Regions from separate parts of the Mus musculus genome. Here region 1 is linked to region 2. The links are chromatin loops, found by intact Hi-C in ENCODE. Cell type or tissue: gastrocnemius. All regions are shown on one strand. Each heading gives the region's core, and the rest is flanking DNA. Links, peaks and the distances in the headings are about the cores only.

Region 1 (8,215 bases), core at 2,400-4,899, 390 kb after region 2:
GCCCTGGTGTATGGGAGTGATAAAGCACTGAATGAATTTTATCCTCAGAGGACTGGGTGAAGGGCGGGCGCTAACCAAGCACACGGGGAGTTACTGATAAATCCTGCCGTGCTGAGAATGGAAAACACGGGATGCTTCAGATGCAGCTCACGGGGCTGGGAAAAGCTCCTTTGAAGAAATGTCTGAGGAAGCCCCAAAGGAAGCCCTGAGCAGTCAGTCAGGCTGAGGGTGGGGGAAAGATAACCCACACGTGGAGCAGCATGGACCTAGGCCAGGGAGAGGCAAGCACGAGAATGGCCGCAGCCCCAGAAGCAGCTGGCAGCTGTAGTACTGAGTGCGGGAGAAGAGTGGTGAATATTGGGGCGGCCAGGCAGACAGCAGTGCCGTGCAGCGCCACAGGGACTCGCAGATTTGACCTCTCGGGCAGAGGTACATCAGAAGCGATGGGTTTCGGCAGGGAAATGACGAGATTCCTTCTCAGCTTTCTATTTAGTTTTACTCCGTGTACGAGTGTCTTGGCCTGTGTGCCTGTGACCCGCGCACCACCCGTGTCAGACCCCCGGGTCCTGGGTTCTGGATGACTGGGAGTCGACGTGGGGCGACGTGGGGGTGCTGGGAATTGAACCCATTCCTCTGACTCCTCCTCAGCTTTTAAAGACTGTGCCAAGAGCTATGTAAAAATGGGCCAAAGTGAAATCAGCATAACAGCAAGAAGTTATTTGTGGCTTAATCGGGGTGATAGCAAGGAGGTGGAACCAACCTAGCCCACAAGGCTAAGATGATCTATTTCCATTTACAACTCCATCTGGTCCATCTGTCCTAAGCTCCTGGTGGGCAGACCCTTCTGGACATCCCATGCACAGCTCAGAGTCAGTGTATTCCCCAAATAAATGCTATCTGACCCACCAGGTGGAGCGTCCCAGCCTCTAGACCTAGAGGATGGTAACACCCACTGTTGTCAGACCTCCAGAGGCCTCAAGGCCTTTTGCCTGTGCTTCTAACTGTTCCTGGTCTGTCCTTTCCATGTTTGCACCTCCACACTCAGGACCTCCTCCACACTGCACCTGCACTGCATGAGAAGCACAGCTTAAAATCCTGAAAGGACTGCTACACCTCTGCAACCCCAGCACTCATGAATGCTGGAGAAGTTCATGAATTTGAGGCCAGTGGTGGCTAGACAGTGAATATGAAGCCAGCTTGGATACATAGTAAGACACTGGGAAGGTTTGTATGTGCTTGCGCCAGGGAATGGCACTATTAGGAGGTGTGGCCTTGATGAAGTAAGTGTGTCACTGTGGGTGTACGCTTTAACACCCTTGTCCTAGCTGCCTGGAAGCCAGTCTCCCATTAGCAGCCTTTACATGAAGATATAGAACTCTCAGCTCCTCCTGCACCATGCCTGCCTGGTCACTGCCGTGTTCCTGCCTTGATGATAATGGACTGGACCTCTGAACCCTCTCCACACCTAGTCAGCTCCTAACTCAACCTTGCAGGCTTTGCTCACATGGCCCTCTTGTGTGAAGCTGTTGCCGACACTGATACCTCTCAACTGGGCAAGCTAATTCTCTCTGATGTTCTAGATACAGCTGCATCACTATAATGACAACTGTTTCTCTATGTCGAGGATGGGGCTTTGCTAGGACAGAAAACCAAACCCAGTAACAAACAAAACATTCATTTCAGTTCCCTCCAAAAAGAGACCAGTCTGAACGTGGTGGTTCGTGCCTCTGACCCCAGCACCTGGGAGAGGAAGGCAGAGTCAGGCATCTGAGTTGGAGGTTACCTGGTCTACTGAGTTCTGGGCCAGCCAAGGCTATGTACTAAGACCCTCTCGTTCAAAGAGAGAAAGAAAATGCCTTCGGAGGAGCTCTAAAGCTCCATCTTCTTTATCAGAAGTGTTCCTTCTCGAGTGAGTTCTACCCTCTGCGGGGAAGCAAATGGAACCAAGAAAGAGCGTGAGAGCTCAGGAGCCCCACGTCCCAGCCAGGAGCCCACACAGCAATCTGTGTCCTTCATCATACAGCACCCCACTTCTCAGAGCACAGGAGGACAGTTATGCACAGTCACGCTTTTCTGTCCCACCTCCACCAACTTTGTGCTTGTTCATCTTGCTCTGCCTCTGCGCTTCCCACACAGAGGAGAGTAAATGTCTTCCCTTCCGTCAAAGCTCCAGGCCAGTGGCTTAGTCCTTCCTTTCCCAAATCCGACATCTCACCTTACGTGTCAGTGACTTCTCTAGTTAGCTCCTAATTCCTACTGCATTGGTGAATTACCAACTCTCAAACCTGCTTGTGCTGAGTATACCCCAGCTTAAAATATATGGCCTGGGAGGCTAATACCTAGAGGTTAGGTTCAGTAAGTCTGAGAGACAGTTCTTATGCTTAGGGTAAAAAGTTATTTAAGCAGTTAAAATAGTATTTATTTACTCCGTGTGCCATGACACAGAGGACAGAGGACAACTTGTAGAAGTGGTGTCTCTCCTTACACCATTGAATCTCTGGGGACAAATTCACGTCCTTGGGTTTGGCAGCAAATGCCTTTACCCACTGAGCCATCTTGCCAGGTCCTGGAAACTAATTCAAGTACTATGAAAAGGCAAGGCATTGTGGCTATGCCTACAAGCTCTGCAACTGGGAGGTCAAGAGGAGAGCAGAACTATGGAAAGATGGACAACAGGCTGGGCTACACAGCGTGCTGCAAGATAGCCCAGCTTCACAGTGAGACTGTCCCAAACAGTGAATAAATAAAACAAAGAGATGAAGGCAGTGCTCTGATGACCATTAGACCTGCTTGCATCTTTCAAAGTGGAAGCTGGAAGGGTCTGCAGGTTAGGGGCACCAGCTTCCTAGCTGGCACCAGGCAGTATCAGTCCATCTCAGGGCATCAGAACTCTGAGCATTCGAATGATACCAGTTACACACTCAACCTGGGGTGCTTACAAATACAATGGGAACCTACAGTTCCAATTACTGGAACAATCACTTCTGTGTACAGCTCCCACCAATTCCAAGGATTCTAGAAAGCAAGCATAGTAATCGAAGCCAACGTCAGCACAGAAAGACAGTAAACAGTGATGGAAGGTTCTGAGAGCTGCGCTATGCATTTTACTAGGGCTGGAATAGCCTGAGTAATTCATTCTAGGGTAGCATTTCCTGAATGGATGCTCACCCACATAGAGGTGAGTAAATGCCATGAGAACTGAGCTGTAACTGGCACCACACACACACACACACACACACACACACACACACACACACACACGTGGAATAATCACTTCAATAATGTAAGGTTATATATTTAAATAAAATCCAGAGATGGTGTAACTTCCCAGTGTTGTGATAGCTACTATTCCAGAGGACCTGAGTTCAGTTCTTAGCACCTACACTGGACAGCTCACAACAGTCTGTATTTCCAGTTCCAGGGAATTGGACGCCCTCTCCTGGCCTCAGCGGGTATTGCATGCAGGTGCATGAAGCCCTACACAGACATACCTGCACATACATAATTAAAAACATAATCTTTAAAGACAAAAGTCTTAAAGTGTTCTCAGAGGCTTCACAGGGAGTTTGGTTTCCACTGCCACAGAGGCTTGCTAATGACAAGAATGCACATGTCTACAGCCAGCCTCCCTTCAGATAGTTTTTTTCTTTAAATCTTGGACTTAGCATAACTTAGATCTTCCTGTTATTATATCTGTTATCTTTCTTTGGTTTCCCACCTCTCAAGGTGCATCAAATCTTCCTTTAGAGCCTTGGCTGTTGGTGTACTCTAGTTTGATTATATGGAAAGAACTTTTCTCAGAGTATATTATTATTAGGACTATTATTAGGACATGTGAGTTTTTTAAACTTTAGGACAGTCATTCCACAAGCTAGATGCCGTCCTGATGTAGCTGTTTGCCTTTGCAAGCCATGGCTTTTCCTTTGCACAAACTTTTCTATAAACTGCATGCTTGTTATAGCTAACTATACTGCAATGTGGTGGTGACAGAAACAGACCTACTGCTGCAGATATCATATTTTCTAAAATGTAATATACTGGCATCTCACAGGATTTTAAAAATATGATGATTACCTCTGGGCATTTTCTATTATCTTTCCTTTTGGGGTGTGTGTGGTTCCTCTGGGTAGCCCTGCTGTCTTGGAACTATTCCTGTAGACCAAGCTGGCTTTGAACTTAGAAATCTGCCTGTCTCTGTTCCTGAGTGCTGGGGTTAAAGGTAGAATTAAAGTGCCCAGCATTTTCTTTTCCTCACTAAGATGGAAAATGTGAGGGGAAAAGATTCAACTGAAGTCAATTAATGGCAGCAAATATAAACCTGGCATATTAAAACAATTCTTCCCAAGAACACTGAGTCCTTATGTGAGGGAGTGCATCGGCTGCTGCGGCCATTCATGCAGAGAAGCCCTTGGAGCTCCTCCTAAGAGGCACGGTAGCTAAAGCAATGAAGCAGGCTGAGTTCTGCCCTCAAGGGCCTTCTGCAACCTTGAGACTAAGCCCAGGATCATAAAGGTTCTAATCCTGAAAGTACTTCTGAGAAAACTCAATAAATCAGTCAGAAGTGTGAAAGAAACTTAATACAGTTTGTTTAGTTTCTTCCTTTCTTTTCATGGGAAACTATTTGTAAGAAAGAAAAAAAAAAAGGTTCCTCACAGCTCAGAGCATAAGGTGAACTCAGCCTTTCTGCAAGAATGGGCCTGCCGGCGCTCCCCTCCCCCACTGTGGCTGTCCTGATTCACCTGACCACTGTCACTCCCTGAAGCCTCCTTGCCGTCTGTCCAGCTCCACTCCATCCCTAGGCAGAGGTGATCCCTCCCTGCTCTAGTTTACCCAGGTGTTAGACTGCAATCGTTTGCTCTCTCAGCAGCAGGCTGGGAGCGAGCTCTATGAAGACAGGCTGCACCTCTCTCCTTTCCTATGCCGGGTGCCTAGCCAGGCACCAAGAATAGAACTGGGGGAATAAGAATGAAGTGACTTGCAGAGACAAGAGAAGTCAAGATCCAGTATTAGAAACAGGTTGTTCCCCACCAGGGTTCTTTGCTCATTTTTTTAAAATAAAGCTTGGCACAGAGAAAAGACACAACAGTGTGCATAAGACACTTTTCTAATACAGGATCAATATGCCTTTAGCAGAGCCCTGTGCTGCCTTACACCCAAGACTCCAGCATGGGAGGAACTTACTGTTTCCCCTTCTCACAGTAGGTCCGTGAAAGTGAAACACTGGAATGGAGTCAGATGACCCACTGACAGCTATCTCATATGGCAACCTGCACTTCAACTGGGGTTTGTAGTCACAAAGTAATGGGCTTCAGGAAGCAGTGAGGGACACAACTTAGTGATGAACAGAACTAAAGGAGCTGCTAGGTACTTTATTGTTTGGATTTTCAGTTGTGGGTGAAAAGCTTTGAACTGCAGTCATACAGCCATACTGCCTGGTTTCAGGATCACAGCGGAAGCCATTCCCTTTCCTGTGTGCCAGTGACTAACTTCCACATAAATGTGCCAGGACAGGATTCTGGCAGTCACATGAGCACAAAGGCAGGGCAACACAGAGATGAGTAGAGCACTGGTGGCTCCGACCCAGGGAAGGTACTGAACATGTCAGCAACACTCAAGTGCATACAGTCATGGGTAGGAAGCTCTGCCAGCCCACACAGGATGCACAGGATGAGGAACTCAGTGTGGGAGCTGCCATCTGAGTGTGTGCTGAGGGAAGTAACTGGGGACTAGAGCCAAGGCAGATGCAGTCTCCCAGGTTGCTCTGCAGCACCTCCAAGGCTTTACCTACCCCCACCTGTCACCAGCTCCATGCCTGGACTCGGTCCCATCTTAAGTCTCTCTGTACTTGGGTACCCAGTCAAGTCAGTTCGGGATCTCCTCTATGTGTCTCGCAGATCTCTCAGACAAAATGTATCCCTTTTACCTCCCCAGAATATCTCTTCCTTGATTTCATCCCCTGCTTACTGAGTCAGAATGCAAACTGTAAACCTGAGCACCCTCCTCCTCTGCTAATCTCCAAGCAGTCACTGAGTCCTGGCCATCTCGATTCCTGACTATCCTTCAACTGTCCCTTCTTTCTCCCTCCATTCAAGCCTGTGTCATCTCTCCTCCTTCAACTTCAACAGCTGTGGAAACTAGTTTTTTACTTTAGAACTTTCCAATTTATTTACTTGCCCATTGGACAAGCTAGAAACAAAGCATTATGGGTACTGCAACACATGTGACATAGAAAGTGTCCACTTTAGGAAGCACTTGTTTACACTTAACTGTAGCCTGTGGCTTTCTAGACACGAATCTAGTTACGGCACACCCTGACGTCAACTCTCTAGTGGCTCAGGCAGCCACCTACTGCCAACAGGATGAAGCAGTATCCACAGGCTCACCAGCATCTGGCCATCCTCCTCTGCAAACTCCCTAAGGCAGTGTTCTGCCACTACCTTAGTTTTCTTGTCTTGGTGGCAAAGTACCTGACAACTGAGACAATTGGGAGGGAGGGTTTCTTCTGGCTCAGTTTGAGTCCATCTTGGTGGAAACTCCCAGCATCAGGAGGGTAAGGCAGCTTTGCATCCCAAGAAGGAAGCAGGGAGAGATGAATGCTGGTACTCTGTATAGGAGCCACGGTGCACGGAGCCAATAAATATAATAACAGTTGTAAAAAGATTCCAGAAACTCTCTCTGGTCACTATCTCTCCCCGCTCTTTTTTCAAAGACAGGGTTTCTCTGTGTAGCCATAGCTGACCTGAAACTCAGAAATCTGCCTGTCTCTGCTTCATGAGTGTTAGAACTACACTCCTACCCAGCTAATTTGCCCTCTTGACTAGATCATTTTTTTTAAAAAAATCTACTAATGTGTTTCAATCTTTCACAGAAAGAAAAATAGCCTTAACATCAAGGGCCTCAGTCTTTTCCTTCAATATAGTCTTCTGGCTTTAAATACCACATATATATATACCACATATATATGTATGTGTGTATACACACACACACACACACACACATATATGCATCCTCCACTCGCATACCCACGAGCTTATTCAATACTTCTATTCTACTTGGCTATCTCATAGCCACATTGAAACCCAATCATGCTTAAAACCAACTCTTGAAACCACTAACACAGTCTGTTCTTCCCAGACTTCTCCGTTTAAGACAGTCTAAGCTGGGTGTGTTAGTGCGCAACGGTAATCCCAGAATGGAGGAGGTGGAGGCAGAGGATGTATGTTAAAGGTTAGTTTGGAGCTGCATCGGGAGTTCGAGGCCAGCCTGGACTCTGTAAGCAAGAGTTTGATGTGGGAAGAGAACAAAAGCAAAGCTCATGGTCTGGGCTGGGCAGATGGCTTAGCAGTTAAGAGTGTCTCCTGCTCTTCCAGAAGACCTGAGCTTGGTTCCCAGTGCCCATATTTGTGGCTCACAAACACCTGCAACTCTCCCTGCACTCACACACACATTCTCACACCCAGATGTAGAACTTAAACAACAAAACAAACAAACAAACAAACCAAAAAACCCAAAAAGGACGGGGGATGGACTTCAGTGGCAGAACATTTGGCTAGCATGCACAAGATCTCATGATAAAATAACTAAGTAACTAAGTAAACAAATATACATTAGAAAACAATCCAAACTAAGTCTTCCAAGCTGTTCCAGTAAAGATGACTGAGGTTATCACGGCCTCCTCCAGAACACACACCTCATCTATCACCAGGCCCCCCTGGCCTACCTTAAACTCTAACTTTCACCGGGGTCCAGCTTAGCTTGTTATACTGCAATGGCTTCCTAACTGAAACCTTCCACTTCCTATGCACTGAGCAGAGATGCTTTCATCTCTCAACACCTCAAACCATTGAATGGCTTCCTGTCTCAGGGTGTTATCCATGGGAGGCCTGTCCTTTTCTGATGAGAAACGCAAGAATGGATGGAGGGTAGTGGAGGGAGAGGCTGGGAGGAGAGGAAGGAGGAAATTGCCGTTGGGATATAATATATAAGAGAGTAAAATTTAAAATTAAGAAAACAACCCACGATAGTCTTTGGGATCTACACAACCCGGTCCTCCTTCATCCACCTGATCATTTCCTCCACTGCCCTCCTTGGTGACTCTACTTTGGCTGGAATGGGTTCCCTCCTGCTCACTGAACACACCATTCTATCCCCAGGCCTTCCGACTTGCTCTGCCTGGAATACTGTTGGTCAGCTGCCCACCTCGCTCACTCCCCCA
Region 2 (8,215 bases), core at 2,209-4,708:
ATCACGAGTGGGAAGGGGAGCAGAAGGAGGCAGCAAGATGATTCGTTAGTTATAGGTGCTTAATGCCAAGTCTGACAACCCCAGACCCATATGGGGTAAAGATAGAACTAATGACGGCAAGTTGTCTCTGCTGCATATGTGAGCATGCCAGCACATACACACACACACACACACACACACACACACTGCATATGTGAGCATGCCAGCACACACACACACACACTGCATATGTGAGCATGCCAGCACACACACACACACACACACACACACGAGAGAGAGAGAGAGAGAGAGAGAGAGAATGAAGTTAAAAGTATTTTTAAGCCCTCTAATGGGGAGATCAGCAGAACAGCTCCACTCCCCTCTGGGTTGGCTGTTTCTTCTCGCCCTTTCTCTGGATTATGTCAGGGCCTCATGTATGCCAGGTAAGATCCGTGACACCAAGCTATGTCCCCCATGATTTTCTTCTAGGTTTATGGACAGAGCTATTACTTCTGTCTTTATCTGTCCCATTTTGCACACCACTGCTTCCTGTTGCAAAATATAAGGTTATGTTTGTGTTCTCCTGGTGTGTTTGCAGGGCTCAAGTTGGCCCTGTCCTCCTGGTGTGTCTGCAGAGCTCAGGTTGGCCCTGTCCTGGTGTGTCTGCAGAGCTCAGGTTGGCCCTGTCCTGGTGTGTCTGCAGAGCTCAGGTTGGCCCTGTCCTCCTGGTGTGTCTGCAGAGCTCAGGTTGGCCCTGTCCTCCTGGTGTGTCTGCAGAGCTCAGGTTGGCCCTCTGCTCCTAGTGTGGATGCAGAGCTCAGGTTGGCCCTGTCCTCCTGGTGTGTCTGCAGAGCTCAGGTTGGCCCTCTGCTCCTGGTATGTCTGCAGAGCTCAGGTTGGCCCTCTGCTCCTGGTGTGTCTGCAGAGCTCAGGTTGGCCCTCTGCTCCTAGTGTGGATGCAGAGCTCAGGTTGGCCCTCTGCTCCTGGTGTGTCTGCAGAGCTCAGGTTGGCCCTGTCCTCCTGGTGTGTCTGCAGAGCTCAGGTTGGCCTTCTGCTCCTAGTGTGGATGCAGAGCTCAGGTTGGCCCTGTCCTCCTGGTGTGTCTGCAGAGCTCAGGTTGGCCCTCTGCTCCTGGTGTGTCTGCAGAGCTCAGGTTGGCCCTCTGCTCCTGGTGTGTCTGCAGAGCTCAGGTTGGCCCCTGCCCCTTTGCTCTGCTTCTCTGCTTACCAAGCATCTTAACTGCTGTGAACTCCCACCTTTGGTCTCCTGAATCTGAGACTTCTAGTCCAGCAACTGTTTGGGATTTCTTCCATTCTTACTGTTTTCTCTTTAACATCATGCCCTAGCGTAGCCTCCTAATGAGAAGAGCTTCACATAGATGGTTATGGAAGCCCAGAGGAGGACCAGTACCTGAGGCTTAACTGCTGGCTGGGCAGCCTCTGAGTAGCAGAAGCAGGCTCCCCAGACAGCCTTCCTGGGGAACAAAAGCTCATATGCTCTCTTTGTGAGTCCAGTCCTCCCTCCCTCCCTCTCCCCTCCTGTTTGTATTCAGGACTGTGTGTGTCAGGAAATGGTGTGGAGCTTGGCAGAGTAGCCAGTTAGCATTACATTGTTGGAGGCAGGGCCAGGGGTGCTAGTGTATACCTTTAATCCCAGTACTGAGGAGGCTGAAACAGGATTTGAGTTTGAGGCCAGCCTGGACTACATGGAAATTTCAAGGCTAGTTTGGGCTAGACAGATGGGAGTGGGGAAATTCTGTGCTGGAGAGAAGGGAGAACAGAGGCACACACATGTCTGATGTGCCAGGGACCCAGTGGTTTCTTCCTCTCCCCCATGCCGCAGAACCTCCCTTTCCTTAGGTTCCGGGGATCATATATCCACGTCTTTTTCCATTTTCTTTTGTTTTTTATTCCCCCATCCTTTTCCTTTCTTGACTCTAATGTAAGAGTCAGCTCAAGCTGGCCTCATGGAACTTGTCATCCTCCTGCTTCAGCATTCCCAGCCCTGGGGTCACAGGCATGTGCCACTATGCTCAGGTCACAGAACTTCTGCCAAATGCCCCATTTTTTTAGATTCTCCAAAAATCTAAAGCCGGGCGTGGTGGCGCACGCCTTTAATCCCAGCACTTGGGAGGCAGAGGCAGGCAGATTTCTGAGTTTGAGGCCAGCCTGGTCTACAAAGTGAGTTCCAGGACAACCAGGGCTATACAGAGAAACCTTGTCTGGAAAAAACAAAAAAACAAACAAACAAAAAAATCTAAACAACACAACCTTGTTATCACCATCTTCTTCCCACCCCATTTTTTAAAAAAAGATTTATATATGCAAGTACACTGTAGCAGTCTTCAGACACATCAGAAGAGGGCATCGGATTTCATTACAGATGGTTATGACCCACCATGTGGTTTCTAGGAATTGAACTCAAGACTCTAGAGGAGCATTCATTCAGTCACTGAGCCATCTCTCCATCCCCTGGCCATTGAGCTTCTAATACTCTGATTCTACTTTCCAAATGCTGGGAGTCTAGCCGCATGCCCAACACGCCTGACTTGTCATGTGCCTTTGATTACTAAGGAAACCTCTAATCCTAGGTACTGTGCATGGTTTAGGTCCAGACCTCCTTAGAAAATGCCCATGCTCCCACAGTGAGGCATCAGGGTTTTACAGATGCCCACACTGAGACCTCAGAGAGAGAAACACCATTCCCAGTCTAATAGACTAGCCCTTCTTACTTTCTTCCTCCCCATACAGCTCCTGCCCAAAGAATCACTGGGTCTGTTTGTCCAAGAATGCCATAAACAAGCCACACAAGGCTTCAAGCTCCACATGCCGAGGGGTCGATACTGGAGACTTCGATTGTGTCCTGGTAATTTTTCTTTCTTCCTGGTGCTGGAAATGAAACACAAGATTTCACACAAGCTAGACGAGCAAGCCTTGCTGAGTGAGCTACAACCCCCAGCCCACTGTCTTGGTAATCTCTCACTTCCACCTTTCTCCTTCGGGTTCCTGGTATAAATGGTCCAAGCCCTCCCCAGTTGTGGCTCCACACCACTGTCAACATCTTTGTCCTTACCCTTTGTGCCCTTCCTTCCCTCTGGAGCCCACTGGACTTCTGCAGTCTCTCCATCTGTCTTTTCTCTTGTCTCACTCCAGAACCTCCCAGTGACCCTAGTGAGTACGCTCGGATAGTGGTCTACTCTGTGTTGGAGCCTGTGTTGCAAGGACTTCAGGGATTGCCACCTGAAGCCCAAGCCCCTGCCCTCGGCCAGGCACTGACAGCCACACTGGGCGCCTGGCTTGACCACATCCTCACCCATGGGATCCGGTTCAGGTATGAAGGAAAGATGCTAGTGGCAGAGGAAGAATGCCAAACAGGGAAAATGGAGACCATTTGGGCAGAGCAGTCTGGGGAGGCAGAAGTGTCTGGTGGCCACATTGTACCTGGACATCTAGCCTGCAGGGGGCGCTGCAGCTCAAGCAAGACTTCGGAGTGGTCAGGGAGGTTCTGGAACAAGAGCAGTGGGGCCTGTCGCAGGAGCTTCGCCAGACTCTGCTCTCACTCAGCATCTTCCAGCAGCTAGATGGGGCCCTGCTGTGTCTCCTGCAGCAACCCCTGCCCAAGAATCCAGTCCACAGAAGACCTCCCCGTTGCTGTGAGTTATCACCACTCCTCAACCCCAGGCTTTTCTAAGCCCTTCCAGGGGTGCTTTCGAACACCCACACCCAATCTCACCATTGCTTTGGCGTCAGCATTCCCCACCAACCTGCCGTCCACTCCTGCCTTCCCAGGTCTCTGTTATGAGGTCCAGACCACTGAACTGCCCACCAGCAGCCTCAACAGCCTGGAAAACTTGGCACCCCCTCTTCGTCTTGGAGTCTCCCCTGCCCAGAACACTCACCTGCTAAGCACCCTGGGGGGAGGAGGACGAGGAGGAGGGGGAGGGGGAGGACCAGGACCTAGTCCTGAGGCTTACCTGGTGGGAAACCAGCAAGCCTGGCTTGCCCTGAGGCTGCACCAACACCCACGTTGGCACCTGCCTTTTTTTTCTTGCCTGAGGACAAGTCCTGAACCCTAAGTTGACTAGGACCAGGGGTTGCAGATCATGCCCCAGACAAGGAACTGTATGCTAGAGAAGCTTAAACCTGGGTGCTTGATAAAACATGTTCATAAACTAGAGTCCAGAATTGAACCCCCAGATCATCCTAGGATCTGCAATCCAGAGTAATAGGCAAACTACAGCCTGAAATCTGGATGTCGGAAACAATGAAGACATCTTGGAGCTAAAACTAGAAGGGGTCTACAGGGCTAGCGCTCAGGAGACAGGCAAACCTTGCTTTCTCTCGAATCCCAGGAGCAAAGCGAAAACTGATTCATGAGGAAACACAGACAAAGCAGACATTTCTACACGTGGAGGGCAGTCTTACCCCTTCCCCGTCTCTGTTTCTAGTCATTAGGCTGTAGGGCCTGGACATTTAAGCCTTGGCTGTTGCTACAGGGGCAGGGCTTGCCTTCTGCTGGGTGGACAGTCCCCGCAGTGACATCCTTTCCAAGGAAGGAGCCAGGATGTGGGGTGGTGCTGACCTAGATCTCGCAGGCAGGACCCCGAGGGAGAGGGCTGAAGGACGTTTTCCTGCGAAGGGGATTTTGCACATTCACTGCTTATGCTGTGTGGCACAGAACACTGCTAATGGCTGAAGTATTCGCGGGTGGCCCCGGAGGTCAGCCGCGCGAAGTACCGCGGAGCCGCCGGAAGCGGTCCGTTCCAATAAACCGATCCCCAGTGCTACTCCTTCCGGGGTGGAGGTAACCATGGCGGCGGCTTTGGCTCGGCTCGGACTACGGCCGGTCAAGCTGGTTCGAGTTCAGTTCTGCCCGTTTGAGAAGAACGTGGAGTCCACGAGGTACGGGTTCTGGGGAGGTGGGAGGCGTCCGTGTTCCCCACGCGTGCGCGCGCACCCTCGTCCCGGCTCCCTGGTCCCCCGGACGCGCTCACGCTGCCCTCCGGCCGCAGGACCTTCCTCCAGACGGTGAGCAGCGAGAAAGTCCGCGCCACCAACCTCAACTGCTCTGTGATCGCCGACGTGAGGCACGACGGCTCTGAGCCCTGCGTGGACGTGTTGTTCGGTAAACCTGGTAGGGACGCGGGTGGGCGAGGGCAGATCGCCGCCATAGCCCTGCATAGTCAGGGTCCCTAACTCATCGGTTTGCATCTCCCCCAGGAGATGGGTATCGGCTGATTATGCGCGGTGCCCACCTCACCACTCAGGAAATGTTAAGTGCCTTGGCCTCCCACATCCGGGACAGGAACGCCGCGGCAGCATCTGCACCGGGCGCAGACAAGGTCGCCCCGGGTACGAGTACCCGCCGCTGATATGGCAGAAGAGTCCAACAACCAAATGTTAGCTTGAATCTAAAGACAGTGAGTGGTCTGAGAAGACCTGGGCTTTAATCACTCAAAATGCTGCATGGAGCTCATGATACGGAGCAAGAACACTAACAACAGGGCTTCTGGGGCAAGATAAGTAAGTTTGGGTGGTGAAGGGCCCCGACAAATTGGAATTTTTCTTTCTCAGTGTTTAACTTTATTTGGATCTGTCAACCAAGTACATTTTAATTAAATATTTATTGCCAAATGAATGCTATTTTTCTCAGGTTGTTTACTTGGATTTTGAGAGAGGGTCTTACCATGAGCTAACCTGAAACTTAGTAAGAAGACCAAGGTGGCCTAGAAATGTGAAAGCATTTTTCTGCTTCAGGCTCCTCAGTGCTGGGATTCTAGACAGCCACCACCCTCAGCCTACAGTACTCATCTTCCTTAGTAGTGTTGTCTACTCTTCATTCACTCTCATGGAACCACCCATTCTGTCATAATTTCAACTACTCAGGATTTAAACCCTACCTTTTTATTTGGTTCTAACCCCATCTTCTATGATTAGCTACTGCCAATTTCCCCCATATGCCACCAACATTCTTTCCTTCAAGTGGAACGGTCACTTGGCTCTTCTGACTTCCTGCTCAGCCTTCTAGGCTAGAAATGTAGTGTTTCCTCTCCTATCCCTTCCCTTTCTCCGTAGATCCAACCAGTCTGTCTGCACTGAGGGGAAAGAGAGGAGCCAGCCCCGTCTATTGGCACACACTATCCAGGCTACTCAGGAGGCCAGCCTGGTCTACTTATCGAGACCCTTCCATTCTCACTCATTTCCTGTACCACTTTTATTCTCCTGCCTGGTGTCATTTTCCCTTATCATTTTAGCTGCTATGAAATCTCATCCTTCACATGGGTAATAATGGCTTACTTCCCACAGTCCGGAAATAGTTTTTGGTTAACATCCATTAATGTGACCATGAAGTCATTTTAGAGGATCAAATGGCATAAAAAGTTATCCATTCGAGGCCAGAGGAGTAGCTTAGTGTTTAAGAGCACTAGCTACTCTTCCAGATGACCAGGGTTCAATCTCCAGTACTCACATAGCAGTTCACAACTGTAACTCCAGTTCTAGGGCATCTGACACCCTCTCACAGACATGCATGTAGGCAAGACACCAATGAATGCACATTAAAAATCAGAAAAAAAAGTCGTACAAAAAAAGTTATCCATGCATGCCATGTGTTATTTTTTTTTTAACTTTTAGTTTTTATACCTCTACCTCCCTTCCAACCTTTCTTCACCCTAATCCCTTCTGACACCCCAGCATTATGTAGGAGAGAAGATTAGAGGGGGAGGGGATATAGACCTCTATAGGCTACTTCCTGCTGATTAGGGTCCTTGGGTTCCTTGGGGCAAGTCCAGTCTTCATCATCAGAATATCCAGCAAATGCAGCCGCAGCAAGAGGGATCAGCAGCTGCAGCAGGCCCTCTCCAGAGTCCCCAGAATTAATCTCTCTGCAGCAGGTAAAAATCACACCCCTGCTAGTGCACAAGGCAGTTCATAATCACCGGCTGGGACACAGCTTCTTACCCCACACCTGGCACTAAAACATAACTGAATTTCTAAAGAAACCAACATTCTTACTACAGCCACAAGAGTATTCTTTTAAGAAGTTTTAGTTTTGAATAAATGACTGTATATTTTATAAATAAAGACACTCTAGCATATGTGTGTGTGTGTGTACACTGGGTTACGGTATCATTGTTTTCTTTTTGTGTATGTATATGTATGTAGGTGCACATGCCTGTGTTTGCAAATGTGGAAGCCAAAGGTTGTGTATTTTCCTTTACCATGTTCCATCTGTTTTGGATTTTTGTTATTGTTTTGTTTTGTCTTGTTTCCAGATAAAATGTCTCACTGAACCTGACCTTACTCTTTTCAGCTAGCCTAGCCAGCAAGCACCCAGAATCCCCTATCTCCATCCCCCAAGTGCTGTGGTTACAGGCATATATTACCCCACCTAGCCAGCAAGCACCCAGAATCCCCTATCTCCTTACCCCAGTGCTGCGGATGCGCCCTGGCCTTTTATGTGAGCATGCTGGATCCCAAGTCAGTTCATGCTTTCCCAGCAAGTGCTCAAATCACTGGGCCACCTTCCCAGCCCCTTTGTTTCTCACCTTGAATTACAAGAAGAGAGAAAAAAAAAAAAAAAAAAAAAAAAAAAAAAAAAAAAAAAGCCCACAGCCACTGCCAGAGAACTTAAGAATGCCCAGCTAAGAATAGCTATGTAGTTTACCAGATAACTCGGGCCCCACTCCCCAGCAATACTGTAATTCTTCCCTGCCTAAATGAGTAGTAGAGGCTCTCTCGCTGCCATCCTTTAAGAAAGACATCTCCCTGAAGGCCTGGGGTGTGTGCTGCAGGATATTTGGCCATTCTGTGAACCCCAAGATTGTGTTACTTACTGGAAAATACTGGAATACTGGAAAATAGTTGTGGTGTGGCTCAGCCTTAGCATACACCTTTAATCCAAAAGCTTTCTGAACTATTGTAAACAAGATTAAAGTCAACTGTAGGTCAAGAAGTAGAGCAAGCAACCACAGGCCCAAGTGTTGTCAGGAAGTGAACATGGGCTTATTAAGAAAAAATGATAGAGAGAAAGAGTCAGGGGAACAGATAGACACACAGGAAGTAGAATTGCTTGAGACTGTGAGAGAGGGTCATTCCCGGTGAGACTTAGGCTGAGGAGGAAGGTCTGCTGGGTGTTTTCTCTGTCTCTCAGCTAGCAGGCTTTAACCCTAGCATCTGGCTCCCAAGTCTTCACTGGTAAAATTGAATGAGTTTTTGTTAAAAACAGCAGGTGTCA

Evidence for each region. Peaks named below come from ENCODE experiments on the same cell type or tissue, not always from the same donor. Only the 100,000 strongest peaks of a DNase experiment are listed, where the experiment ranks them.
Region 1: a loop joins it to region 2, with 2.6 times the contacts of the local background. A loop is called at or near these places in 2 of 42 quality-filtered maps.

The regions. Positions count from the first base shown.
Region 1 is chr6:83,497,223-83,505,437 of GRCm38, forward strand. All of the region lies in intron 1 of Dguok (deoxyguanosine kinase), which reads right to left. Among named protein-coding and RNA genes, the nearest start is that of Dguok, 5.6 kb to the right of the region's middle. In gastrocnemius, for the core only: a CTCF peak has its summit at 3,445 (motif pointing left); no DNase peak of the experiment used is centred there; H3K4me3 peaks cover 244 bases; H3K27ac peaks cover 1,212 bases.
Region 2 is chr6:83,104,323-83,112,537 of GRCm38, forward strand. Ccdc142 (coiled-coil domain containing 142) reads left to right here. Exons shown (of 9, transcript NM_001081266.1): 6 at 2,731-2,845; 7 at 3,133-3,310; 8 at 3,433-3,632; 9 at 3,769-4,799. The coding sequence ends at 4,055. Mrpl53 (mitochondrial ribosomal protein L53) reads left to right here and starts at 4,786. Exons shown (of 3, transcript NM_026744.3): 1 at 4,786-4,881; 2 at 4,992-5,104; 3 at 5,200-5,610. The coding sequence starts at 4,790. The coding sequence ends at 5,351. In gastrocnemius, for the core only: a CTCF peak has its summit at 3,438 (motif pointing right); DNase peaks (open chromatin) are centred at 3,452 and 3,864; H3K4me3 peaks cover 1,211 bases; H3K27ac peaks cover 1,296 bases.